Linked DNA regions of Mus musculus: regions 2 and 3 are each linked to region 1. Evidence: chromatin contacts called from ENCODE Hi-C or POLR2A ChIA-PET data. All regions are on one chromosome and are shown on one strand. The core of a region is the stretch at or near the end of the contact, and the rest is flanking DNA. Distances in the headings are between cores, read along the strand shown.

The links. Hi-C counts contacts between places; a loop is a spot of excess contacts on that map. ChIA-PET counts read pairs that join two places held with the same protein, here RNA polymerase II (POLR2A).
Region 2: POLR2A ChIA-PET joins it to region 1 with 10 read pairs in Patski. The contact joins the promoter of Pou3f1 here to the promoter of Utp11 in region 1. POLR2A ChIA-PET finds 5 or more read pairs at or near these places in 3 of 5 experiments (Patski and embryonic stem cell).
Region 3: a map of heart shows a loop between it and region 1 (5-fold over the local background). The contact joins the promoter of Inpp5b here to the promoter of Utp11 in region 1. A Hi-C loop is called at or near these places in 3 of 37 maps with a recorded cell type or tissue (T-helper 17 cell, heart and regulatory T cell). POLR2A ChIA-PET finds 5 or more read pairs at or near these places in 3 of 5 experiments (Patski and embryonic stem cell).

Annotation. Positions count from the first base shown.
Region 1 is chr4:124,691,596-124,695,932 of GRCm38, forward strand. Utp11 (UTP11 small subunit processome component) reads right to left here and starts at 1,959. Exons shown (of 8, transcript NM_026031.3): 1 at 1,845-1,959. The coding sequence starts at 1,907.
Region 2 is chr4:124,654,590-124,658,964 of GRCm38, forward strand. Pou3f1 (POU domain, class 3, transcription factor 1) reads left to right here and starts at 3,057. Exons shown (of 1, transcript NM_011141.2): 1 at 3,057-4,375. The coding sequence starts at 3,118. Gm2164 (predicted gene 2164) reads right to left here and starts at 2,898. Exons shown (of 11, transcript NR_168006.1): 1 at 2,251-2,898.
Region 3 is chr4:124,738,981-124,743,138 of GRCm38, forward strand. It overlaps Inpp5b (inositol polyphosphate-5-phosphatase B), which reads left to right and starts at 2,870. Exons shown (of 24, transcript NM_008385.4): 1 at 2,870-2,936; 2 at 3,484-3,610; 3 at 3,956-4,050. The coding sequence starts at 3,554. Gm12915 (predicted gene 12915) reads right to left here. Exons shown (of 4, transcript NR_151694.1): 3 at 2,794-2,941. Gm32117 (a long non-coding RNA gene) reads left to right here. Exons shown (of 2, transcript XR_376640.4): 2 at 1-1,125.

The DNA of each region.
Region 1 (4,337 bases), core at 709-3,208:
CTACAGGCCCTTTGGCTGCGTATATGGGGTTTTGTCTCTTGTTGCCTGGGTTTCATTTTGTGTATATGAATGTGTACACGTGGGTGCACATGCCATGGCATACGTGGAGGACAGAGGACAACATCTTAAAGAGTCCACTCTCAAAAAAAAGGAAGCCATGAAATTGAAAGACCAAGCAGTGGTCCATGGGAGTGTTTATAGAGGTCGCAAAGGGAAAGATGAAACGTTGTAATGAAGCTATAATCTCAAAAAATAAAGAAGAAAAAAAAATAGTCCACTCTTTCCTTCCCCTTAGTGAATGAGTCCTGAGGGTCTGACTCAGGCTGCCAGGCTGTGCGGCAAGCACATCTGCTAGCTGCACCACTTTCCCAGCCTGTTTTGTTTTGTTGAGATCCTGTCTCATGGAGCCCAGAACATCCTAAAATCTGATGCGTTCCCTGAACTATTGATCCTCTTGCCTTTAAAAAGAAAAGAAAAATAATAATAAAAAATATTTGTTTGAGGAGTAAAAAGACGGCTTAACAGTTAAACACAGATTCTCCTCTTCCAGATCCCAGCACCCACGTCAGGATGTCGGACAAATCACAACCCTGGCCCAGGATGTGCTCCCACAAACACCCGCTCACACACTCACACTCAGTAATCTTTTAATTTAAAAAATGTTAGTGTGGCCGGGCAGTGGTGGCGGCGCACACCTTTAATCCCAGCACTTGGGAGGCAGAGACAGGCGGATTTCTGAGTTCGAGGCCAGCCTGGTCTACAAAGTGAGTTCCAGGACAGCCAGGGCTATACAGAGAAACCCTGTCTCGAAAAACCAAAAAAAAAAAAAAAAAAGTTAGTGTGTGTGTGAGAGAGAGAGAGATAAAGAATATGAATGAATGTGAGTGCAGGGCCTATGGAGGCCAGAGGGGGTGGTGGAATTCCTAGAGTGGAGTTAAAGCTATTTGTGAACCCACAATGTGAGTGCTAGGATTTGAACTCTGAGAGAGCAGCCGAGTACTCTTAACGGCTAAGCCCTCTCTCCAAGGCTTGTTAAAAGCTTGTTTGAACCAGTTATGATGTAATTTCTGAGAATGGCAAAGTGGATAAAGTGATTCTGCATACATCTTTATTTGTATTGCATATCCAAACCCTAACACATTCTCCTGAGTAAATCCACACCTATTTATTCTAACTAAATTAAGTGGGGGAACTCCCCACTTCCCTCCTTTTTTTCTTCTTACCAAGGACTACGCCTACTGCCCTTACTTGCTAGGCAAGCAGTTCACCATTGAGGCCTATGTCTAGAATTTTTTTAGATTTTTGAGTCAGGTCTAAGTGACCCAGACAGGCCCCGATTTTGGGATCCTTCTGCCTTGGCCTCTTGGGTAGATGCCATTATAGACCTGGGCTATGAGGTCCAGCAAAGTTTGTAAATGGTCAAGACATTCTCCAGAAGGGATAAGGAAAGTGCCACGATTTTAGGGGGAAGCATATGACAGATCTACACGAACCGCAAATCCCATGCCAAAAGTTGGGCCCAGTTTAGGAACACCCGGGCATGCGTCGGTTGTGAGGCGCCTACTGTCGCTGGTCACTCGGTTACATTCCTTTGACTTTGGTCTCAAGTTCCCAGGGAAAGGCCTCTAGCACACCCTGCCTCACTCAATTACCCACTGACCCTCTACCGTAGAGAATGACAATCCTCCTACCCTGTCCCTGGGTCTCCCCGACAAGGCACGCTGGGGTCAGGCCCCATGTGTTGGGTATTGACTGAAGGCAGATGCGCTGTCCCGTATCCGGATGCAGGGACAGCGAGGGGGCGGGGGCCACTGCAGGCGCCCCTGAGGCTTGCGAGGGCCTACCTGGCTTCGTTCTCGGTGTTCCCGCTGCCGGGTCTTGGCTGCCTTGCGAAAAGCCGCCGACATGCCTACTGAGGTCTAGGAAATGCTCAGCAAACTCCACCACCACGACAGCACTACCCACCCCGCCGCGTCCGCCAAGACACCGGAAGCAGGCCCAAGACGCGGCTTGCAATGCAGCCTATCAGAAGCCTGCTTTACCGGAAATACAGCCCCTCTCAAGCGGCCTGAATCGGAGGGTTCTGGGAGATGTAGTTTCCAAAGCTAGAGTCTTGGGATTCTTTCACAGCTCTCGGTTCGCAGAGAACGTCCACTGGTCCAGAGACCTAGACTTCGCTCCAGGCCGCACGTTGGCATCTGGGAACACATGGCTGGCACTGCTCTCTGGCTACGCTCGGCTTGCGTGTGCGCATGTGCTGTCACCTGAGACTTGGTGTGGGTTAAGATTCTAAGTAGAACTAGAACGTGGCTCACACCTTTAACCCCAGCTCTCTGGAGGTAGAAGCTGGCAATTTTCTGTAAGTTCAAGGCTAACCTGGTCTTACATAGTGATTGCCAGGCCAGCCAGGGCTACATAGTAAAATAAATCGCAGTCTAAAAACAAAACAAAAACAAACAAACCAAAAACTAGAAATAATGTGAATCTTACAGTATACTAGAAAGAGTACTTTAAAACCATATTTGGCTCCTCAGCTGACTTCTGGCTGCGTGGCTCTGAGCTGATTGCTTGACTTTAAAGAGCATCATTTTTCTCACCCATAAAACGAACATAATAATAGCAGACTGGTCTTGCTCATAGGAGTATCAAGGGCTCTGAGTGGCAGAACTGTATCTATAAGCAGAGTAGAAAAGAATCATCTAATAGCAATAAAGTTCCGAGTCCTTCACAGCCATCAAAGTTGTGCGTCTAGCTGGCCGACTTAACATAAGGTAGTTAATGTGATGGATAGAGAGCCGCGAACTGTGGAGGGAGTGTTCTGGTGCCAGCTCTGCTCTTAACCAAGGAAAGTTAGTTTTGCTGAGGCTTGGTATCCACATCTAGTTGTAAAATAATAAAATAATACTATACCCTCAGGATTTTGAGGTTTAAAAGACATATGTTTTCAGTGCTTAATGTTGGGTTTACTTGTTAGCAGGTTCACAATAAAATTGATTTGTTTCTGTTTTTGTTTTGTTTTGTTTTGTTAGTTTGTTTTATTGGGGTTGACTTAGTCTGATTAGGTTTGATGTTTTGAGGCAGTGTCTAGCTATGTAGGCCTGGCTGCACTGACACTCATAGATCAAGCTGGCCTCAGATTCACAGTGATCTCTTGCGTCTGCAAAGAGCTGGGATTACAAGTGTGTGACAGTGTGCCCAGCCATCCTGTTATTTTTGTCACCACTAAAGCTACCTTTAAGTAGCACAAGAGAGAGTTGGACCCAGCCAAGCATCACAGCAATGTTTGGGTTTGTTTGTGCTCTCCCCCCCCCCATGCCTGCCACCCTCCACCCCCACCCCCACCCCACCCCCGTATGTTTTCATCTGTTGGCATTTGGAATCTTTTCCACTATGGGAGACTAATCTTCAGCCAGCTCCTTGTTGTTTTTGTTTTATTGAGACAGGATGTCACAATGTAGTCCTAGCTGTCCTAGAAGTCACAATGTAGACCAGGCTGGCCTCGAATTCACAGACATCCACTTGCCAAGTGCTGGGATTAAAGACATGTACCACGACACAGGCTTCCAGACTCTTTAATTGCATCCATTTTACCTGACCCTGGTAAAGTCTCTCCTACTGAAGAACACATGGAAGCCCTCTTCAGAGAGTCCAGGGGACAAGTGGATATGAAAAAGGTCACAGTACAAAAAGTCTCTTTCCTGCCTCTACACTTGATCTTTTTTTGCCCAGTTAGGTCCACATGTGTGAGGGAAAACTCTGTTTGGTTTGTCATCCTTGGAAACAAGCTACTTCATCATCTAGTCTGGTACTACCTTCCTAGCCACATCTCAAGAAGCTTAGCTATCTGATAGAATGACCGGATGGTAGCTGTATCCACTCCTGCCTTGTCCCCTGAAGAAGTATTAGTGACCAGCTGCATCTGGGGAAGCCATCGTTGTACCCTGGAGGTGGGGGACTCTAGAGATAACCCTAGATTGGCATTGTACAACTACCACCTATTAGCTTGGCATTAGGGCCACATCGTAAACATCTTTGTAAACCAGTTCGTATGTTTTTTTTTTTCAAGACTAAAAAAATGGGTGATAACGACCACACACGGGACACACACAGCTTTTAGCCATGTGCGCTCTCTGCTTCCCTGCCATGCTCCGCCTGTCACTCATTTTTTCCCTCTGTTACACCCTCGTGGGCTTGAGAGCACAAAGAACGTTTCTAGAGATTTGAAAGAGAGTATTTACTAAGCTCGAGGCTTGCGAGGGCTCTGCACATTGCAACGTTAAGAGTGAGCAATAAAGCCGGGGAAGAAAGGGTATTTTCTCACTAGGAGGAAGGAGGTC
Region 2 (4,375 bases), core at 1,807-4,306, 36 kb before region 1:
ATGCAATCTCCAAGAACAAGAAGGAAACAGATACCAACATCTTCTATGGGAAACTCAATTCCTAGGAAAAGTGGGACTCAACCCATCTCACTGTAGACTCTACAATGTAGAGGGTCTAAAATTTCCAATGCAAAGTTAAGAATTTTACCTTTCCTAGTTCATGCTGCTGCTGATCCCTGGGGCAGCATCTACTATGTACAGGAAGGACACTTAAATGACATTCTTCATCACATCCTCAGAGCAATCCTAAGATCCAGGCATCACTGTCTCCTCTGTAAGATGGAGAAACCTCAGCTCCGAGAAGCAAGTGATTCACACAGTCTGCTTGCCTATAGGGGCCTTAGGCTGGGGACCAAGATGCTGAGTAACAACCTAAGAGCTTAGGTACTGCTTTCCTGAGGGTAACTCTCCTCCGCTCAGCACGGACCAGGGAACACAGCTTCCAGGCAGTCCTGACCTGCTCACAAGCATGGCCAGAGATAAGACTGTAGGCCATCTTTACCCTGAAGGCCAAAACTGCCACTTCTTGCAAACTACAGCAATGGGGGTGGGGGGGAGCAGACCGGCATGAGTAAGACTAGCCCTGCTGCATCCTATGAGGATGATGTCATTAGCTCCTCCAGGAGTTAAGGCACAAGCCAAATGATGGACAGAACAGCACCATGCCTCACTGTTCTTTGAGTGGTAACCTCAAATCTGTACAGCGTAACCTGTCTGCTGCTGTCCAGACATTTCCCATCTTCCAGCAGGATCAGGGTAGATGTATAGACTCTCAGACTGTCAAACTTGGAAGAGGAAAAAAAGTAAATTGGTCCAAACCGCACAGCCCACTGAGGAAAGTTAGTTGCCCACCTAGCAAACTGCAACAACAGAAAAGCGCAAATAAAAGCCCTTTGTGTGGGGAGGGGGGCACTCCCTCTATCTCATACCATTCCCTGTTCACCTTAGGGAGACAGGGATACAATGTAAGCCATGGTCAGTCCCAATTTACAAAAAGGAAAACCAAATTTAGAGTACTTTAACTGAAAAACAAGAGGAAGTTCCAGTTTGAGCCCAATCTTCAGAGTAATACAGGCCTGGTTAGGACTGGCATGAGAGACTGAGAGACTTCCGCTGTAAGAATTCAAGCCTTGGTCCTACACTTAGGGCTGGGAGAAAGCTTAGCCAGGTTCATGGACCAAGAGAACTTGGGCTGCCTCAGGGTGACTGCTTCCTGGGCCAAGATCCAGGAAAACCCAGCATCCCTACCTGGGTTCAGATACAGGAACCCATCATAACTCCAGCAGGTAGAAAATGCCTGTTCAGGACTATGGCAAATAGTCAGACAACCCTGGCCTCTTCTTCCATTAGCAGGTGCTTAACTTGGGACATTCAGGGCTCAGAGGACAGGGTAACTCTTGTCACTGTCAACTCTGTCGCAGCCACTCTTAGATGATCTCCACAGCAGCTGCCTTTAGAGCCCTTGTCTGTCTCTGTCTCTCTCTCTCTCTCTCTCTCTCTCTCTCTCTCTCTCTCTCTCTCTCTCTCGTCTTCAAATACATAGGCTTCATTCTACAGTCCTGAGTAGATTCCTGTCCAGTGAGGTCCTAGCTAGGTCCCCAGCTCGGCACCCAGAAATCTTTGAATCACTTTGAAGCAGAAGAAGGTCTAGCAGTGTACAGAAGCCCAGCAGAGGAATAGGCAGAAGTACGGAGGCATGCAGACTGAGGAAGCACACACCAGCTCCAACTGAGGCCCCCTCCACTCAGGATCCTTAGGAGAGACACAAAACAAGGACAGGGATGAAGAAGTTGGCCGCATCCCACTGTCCACTTCTCCAACAAGGACACCTCGAACTCAATTCCCTATCAGACAAGTCCGAGTTGACTCCACGGGAGGCTAGACAGCTGCCAGCTGCCAGCTGCCAGCCTGCACATTGGATTTCCGAGGTGCCCAACTGTCCTTCCCTAAGTCAGTCCACAAATCCTATTCTGCAAGTTTCCGGGCGGCATAACCCCAGCACAACCAGCGCTGCCGACAGACCACCGGTTCCAGCTGGGAGGAAAACAACACGAAAAGGCTACAGCAGCGCAGGACAGGGCCCAGTGTCCATTCCCCACCCACTGGTGGCGCTTTCTCTGGAACCAGTCTCCACCCCGAGGTTCTCTCATTCCAGAACCCTGGAGCCCAACTGGTTCCTGGAGCTTGCATCTCCGCGTACAGGCTCAGCGGCTCACTGTCCTGGCTCAGCACTGCCCACGCGGTACTCACCTGGCCTCGGTGCCCAGGGAAAGGAAGGCGAGCCGGCGAGAGGCGTGAAGCCCAAGCCGATCCGAATCTGTCCGTGCCTGCTGCACTTTCAGGACTGCAGAGGTCCAGCTAGTTGTGGCGCTGAGTCTAGAGGGAGTAGAGGGAAAACCAAGACCTTGGGAGAACGCGATGCGACCTGGCAGCCGCAGGAGGCGAGGCCCCGGAGGTTAGCAGCCGCGCGGTACCGAGCCGGGAAGCCACGCAGCTTCGCTCTCGCTGCAGCCCAGACTCGCGGGATCCTGGCCCGCAGGCAGAGGCGCAGCGCAGGGAAGAGTGCGGGGCTGAGTCTCTGCTCGGAACCCGAGCGCCTCCCGGAGCCCGCAATCCCCCGCCCGCCCCAGTGGGATGCAGGCGGAAATTGAGCTTGTGTGGAACGTGGGGACCGACCGGGCTCCGAGTCTCCCGCGCTGCGGTGAGAGCGGGGCCCACGCAGCCGGGACCGGAGGGGGTGCGGTCCCAGTGCCACCCCCGCGCCACTCCCCACGTGGCGGCCGCGCCCCCGGGGCGTGAATGTGTACGCGGGCGGTGGTGGTGGGGGTCATGAATGAAGCCCCAGCGGCCAATCAGCACTGCCGGCGCGCGGGACCCCGGGAGCGAGACCCAATAGCGAGCTCCGGGTTGCAGGCCCCGGCGGCGGGCGGGCACGGGGGGAGGAGGCCGGGGCCGGGAGGCGGGAGGCGGCTCCGCGGGCAGCCAATGGGCGGCGGGCGGGGTGGGGCTCCGGAGCGCCCAGCGGGTCCGGGCTTTAAGCCGGCGGAGCGCGGCGGCGGGGCCCGCAGACGGAGCGAGGCGGCGGCGGCGGCGGGGCGGCGCAGGGCGCGGGGCGGCATGGCCACCACCGCGCAGTATCTGCCGCGGGGCCCCGGCGGCGGAGCTGGGGGCACAGGGCCGCTCATGCATCCCGATGCCGCCGCGGCGGCGGCAGCGGCGGCCGAGCGGCTGCACGCGGGGGCCGCGTACCGCGAAGTGCAGAAGCTGATGCACCACGAGTGGCTGGGCGCGGGCGCGGGCCACCCCGTGGGCCTAGCGCACCCTCAATGGCTACCCACGGGAGGAGGCGGCGGCGGCGACTGGGCGGGCGGCCCGCACCTGGAACACGGCAAGGCAGGCGGTGGCGGTACCGGCCGAGCTGACGACGGCGGCGGTGGCGGCGGTTTCCACGCCCGCCTGGTGCACCAAGGGGCGGCCCACGCGGGCGCGGCATGGGCACAAGGCGGCACAGCGCACCACTTGGGCCCCGCCATGTCGCCGTCGCCCGGGGCCGGCGGGGGTCACCAGCCCCAGCCGCTCGGGCTGTACGCTCAGGCGGCCTACCCCGGTGGCGGCGGCGGCGGCCTGGCCGGGATGCTGGCGGCGGGAGGCGGCGGCGCGGGACCCGGCCTGCACCACGCACTGCACGAGGACGGCCACGAGGCACAGCTGGAGCCGTCGCCACCACCGCACCTGGGCGCACACGGACACGCACACGGACATGCACACGCGGGCGGCCTGCACGCGGCGGCGGCGCACCTGCACCCGGGCGCGGGCGGTGGTGGCTCGTCGGTGGGCGAGCACTCGGACGAGGATGCTCCCAGCTCCGACGACCTGGAGCAGTTCGCCAAGCAGTTCAAGCAACGACGCATCAAGCTGGGCTTCACCCAGGCCGACGTGGGACTGGCGCTGGGCACCCTCTACGGTAACGTGTTCTCGCAGACCACCATCTGCCGTTTCGAGGCCCTGCAGCTGAGCTTCAAGAACATGTGCAAGCTCAAGCCGCTGCTCAACAAGTGGCTGGAGGAGACCGACTCGTCCAGCGGCAGCCCCACCAACCTGGACAAGATCGCGGCGCAGGGCCGCAAGCGCAAGAAGCGCACGTCCATCGAGGTGGGTGTCAAAGGCGCGCTCGAGAGCCACTTTCTCAAGTGTCCCAAGCCGTCTGCGCACGAGATCACCGGCCTGGCCGACAGCCTGCAACTGGAGAAGGAGGTGGTGCGTGTCTGGTTCTGCAACCGGCGGCAGAAGGAGAAGCGCATGACCCCCGCGGCCGGCGCGGGCCACCCGCCCATGGACGACGTTTATGCGCCTGGGGAGCTGGGGCCTGGCGGGG
Region 3 (4,158 bases), core at 1,620-4,119, 48 kb after region 1:
TCATGGGGAGCTGACCTCATGGGGAAGCTGAGCTCAGCTCAGTTCTAGTTTCACTAAGACTTCTTGCCTTCAAGAGCTGAGGGAAGGACAAGGATAACATGAATGGTCCTGTCTATTCTTGTAGCTCAAATGGTCCAGCTCAGACTACACCTAGGGCTGGCTGCAGACAGGTCTGCATGACAGACAGGCACACTCAAGAGTCAGGGAGCAGGGGCTGGTCCCTGCTACCTATGTACTGTCAAGCTTTGGCCTCAGGTGGCTGCCTCCAGCCAGATGGGACCCTTAACTTCAACAAGGCCACTCCAAGAGTCACCAGGAACCCCCTGCCCTGGATCCCCAGTGTAGCTACAGACGCTCCTCCCTTTGCTCTGTTCCTGTCCCTGGTCCACTACCTGGGCTCAGCAGTTATCAGAGAGTGACATCTGAAAAGAATTTGTGGACACTGCAAGCCTTCACATCTCCCTGCTCCAAACCCTGGAGCTGTGTCTTTAGAGAGCATGACTTACCAAGTCCAGGTTCCCCCTTCCCCACTCACAGGGTCTGGGCCTTGAACATGGGTCCTTGTCCCCAATCCCAAGAGGAGGCTTAGACTTTTGGGGGTGGGGAGGATATACTTGTCTGACCTACATTTTGGGAAGACACCCCCCCAAATCCTGCAGGGATAGTTCGGTCTGTAAAGACCGCCTAGCCTCGCCCATTCCATCTCCCCAGCCCCTCCTCTCTAACGATCAGCTTTAAGGGGTTTTCCTGCCTTCCTTCAGTGACCTTCAGTGCCTTGATCTCTAACTAGTGCCCTTTCCCCTCATCCCCCATTTGACTTCAAAACTGCAGCCCAATCAACTTGAACTCCAGTTGTGCTGTGGATGTTTCTAGAAAGAGACAACCAGGAAGAGTCTGGGAGGAGTTTGCAACATGCAGGTTGAACTGGTTATCAGAGTTCAATTCAAAACAAAAAGGAGGGGGGCAGGTTAAAGGTTACAGGGGTGGGTGTGGGGTCAATGAGACAGTTTAGAGGTAAAAATCACTATGAGTTTGAGGCACATTTTGGGCCAGCCTGGGCTAACTAGTGAGTCCCTATCTCAAAACAACAGCAATAAAAAGTTACAGTGGCCATCCATTCTGCAACACTGGCCCAACTGCTTGCTTTTTTTTTTTTTTTTTTTTTTTTTTTGATTTTTCGAGACAGGGTTTCTCTGTATAGCCTTGGCTGTCCTGGAACTCACTTTGTAGACCAGGCTGGCCTCGAACTCAGAAATCCACCTGCCTCTGCCTTCCGAGTGCTGGGATTAAAGGCGTGCACCACCACGCCCGGCGAGAAGCAATCTTAAATCAGTAAAGCTAACTAATTGGGGTGAACATGTTCTGAGATGGAGATGTGGCTCAGTCATGGAGTGTTTGCTTGGCAGCTGTGAGGCCCTGGGTTCCGGTTCCTAGGCTCCATCCTCAGGACTGCTCAAAATAAATAAATGAAAGTCTCAGAGCCACTATACCAGAAACTGCACAGGAGTGTAAGGGCAAGATTCAGCCCAGTCCTCAGGGATCCAGCTTACCGAAATAGTCAGCAGTTGAGAAAAAACCAACCATTCTAGACTCTCTCGTCTGAGCTAGCTTCTTTTGTCCTGTCTTGAGTTATATATAGTCTTTTTTTTTTTTTTTTTTTTTTTTTTTTTCCGAGACAGGGTTTCTCTGTATAGCCCTGGCTGTCCTGGAACTCACTTTGTAGACCAGGCTGGCCTCGAACTCAGAAATCCGCCTGCCTCTGCCTCCCGAGTGCTGGGATTAAAGGAGTGTGCCACCATCCCCGGTTTAGCTATATATAGTCTTTACCTAGAAGGGAACAATGGAGTCTGGAAGAGAATAGTTCCTGTCAGGGTAAATGGCCAATAGAATGTGGCTAAGGGGCTTGAGGACAAAACCTGCTCAGGGCTGTCTATCTGGGCATTGCGGTGAGATGTCTCCTTAGTTAAGAGAACATATTGCTCTTTCTTGGGACCCAGTTCCCACCACACACATCAGGTGTCTCACAGCCTCCTGTCACCAGCCCCGAGGATCTGATGACCTCTGGCCTTCTTAGGTGAGCGTGCACACACACACACACACACACACACACACACACACACACACACACACGGTGCACATAAATTCATGCAAGCACACACACATACACACAAAAAATTAAAAACTAACAGATCTTTAAAGAAATAAAGAGCCAAGAGGGCCACATCGTCCTCCGCTGTTAAGAAGAGTCCTCCGCGCTGCCTGGTGGTTGTCATTACTGTGTCACAGATAAAGATGCCACACATTTCAAGTTCCATTGACAGAAAAGCTAGATAGGTCTTAAGAACATTTAGCAGTTCCTAGACGGGAAAATGACACAGGAATTGGAGTTGGACTTCCCTCTGGGCACCCAGCACTTATTGGCTACGGACTTTGTCAAACAGTTTTGTCTCTCTGTTCCTCCGTTTCTCCACCTGGCAAGTGGAGAAGGTGACATACATGAAGCCAGGGCACGGTAGTTATCTGGAAGTGTTTCAGAATAATAGAAAGCTGTCCCTTTCTGCATGTGAAGAGTTGAGGATGGACTTAACTTGAAAATAAAAGTTAACATCATTTTTTCCGTTAGGGTAACATGACCACTTCCTTCTGCCTTGGACATGGGCCTTGGCCCTTTGATTTAGTGGGCTGAGAAAGGCGTTCCTCACGCAGGCTTTCCAGAACTGGGACGCCCGAGTATGCTTGAATACAGACTGTAGATTCTAGATTTTTAAATAGAGTAAGGGCGGGGAGACCCACCTACTCGTCCATGTCCGACTCGGGCATGCTGGGACTTGCAGGCTGGCTGTCCGTCCTGTGACGCCAGGGCCGCTGGGAAATGTAGTCCTTAATCTGCCCTGGAACGGAGGTGTCCTGCAGGCCCACCGGTGACAGCTCGGGAGGTAGGCTGCAATGACAAGGATCTGAAATAAGTGCAGAGTGGGAGGGGGCTTGCAAGCTGGTTGCTGGGGCCCTTGTCCTGTGGGTGCCAGAATGGACACTCCTAACCTGCTGCTGATGCAACGGGGCCTGTTGGGTGGGGTGAGGGGCAAGGAGCAACGGGACACCCACAGGCTCCGAGGAAAGAGCAGCGGGGCTGGGTTATTTCTCCAGAATAAGACCCTCCTAGCTGAGACTGAGGCGAAGGCTGTCTCCCTACCCCTATTTGGACACACCACCAACCTTTCCCAGAGAAGAGCCAGATGGACCACAACTGCTCCCTGAAGAGGGCATCAGAGCTGTACCCAGAAGCAAGGAGACCAGAGAGCATACTGAACTCCACTGGGAACATCTGGGGCGACACCGAGCAAGGGGCAAAGGGGTAGAAACCCATTTTCTGGAAACGTTGAGAGACCCATTGTAGGAAAGACGGGGAAGGCCAGAAGGAGAAGAGAGATGACCAGGCTCTCTCTTTTCCCTCCACAAAGGCCCCTTTCTTCATCCCCACAGCCCCCCGAAGCAGCTCTAATACGGAATGGGAGGTTCCCACCTGCCCTACCCCAGGGTTTGACAGCTCAGCATGGACCAGTCTGTGGCAATCCAGGAGACCCTGGTTGAGGGGGAATACTGCGTCATCATATCCTTCCCAGTTGTAGGTTGCCATCCAGATCGTGCCTGCTTCAGCCTTGGGAGGTGGGATGGAGGGTGTGGAAAAATTTCTCTCGAAGCCATATGGGAAAAGGTAAACCAATATTTACCAAGTATTCACTTGGCTCTGGTCTCTCTACCAGGTGCTTTACATAGGTAGCTATTTTCTCAACCAGCTGCAAAGTTGGAGACTATTATACCCATTTTGCAGATGAGGAAAACTCAGAGAGGTGAAGTCGTTTGCCAGTGGGAGAGGGAAAGGCAGCGTGGTGGAGTGGGCCGGATGGGGAGTTTCGCCCTTTGGCTTTCAGTTTCCCTTCACTCTGAGCAGCAGGCAGTCCAAGGTGTGCTGTGTAAGGGAGATAGCCGGCAGAGCCGCCTGCTCGGGCTGGTGAGGTACCGGCTGGAAAATGACGCCCAGGAGCATGCGTAAGTAGGGCTCAGACTGCCTGTGTGGGCCATGGGTGGTTCTTCAGTATCCTCCAGCTGGACTTCAGTCATTCTGTCTGAGTCTCCTAGACTAATTAACACAATGAT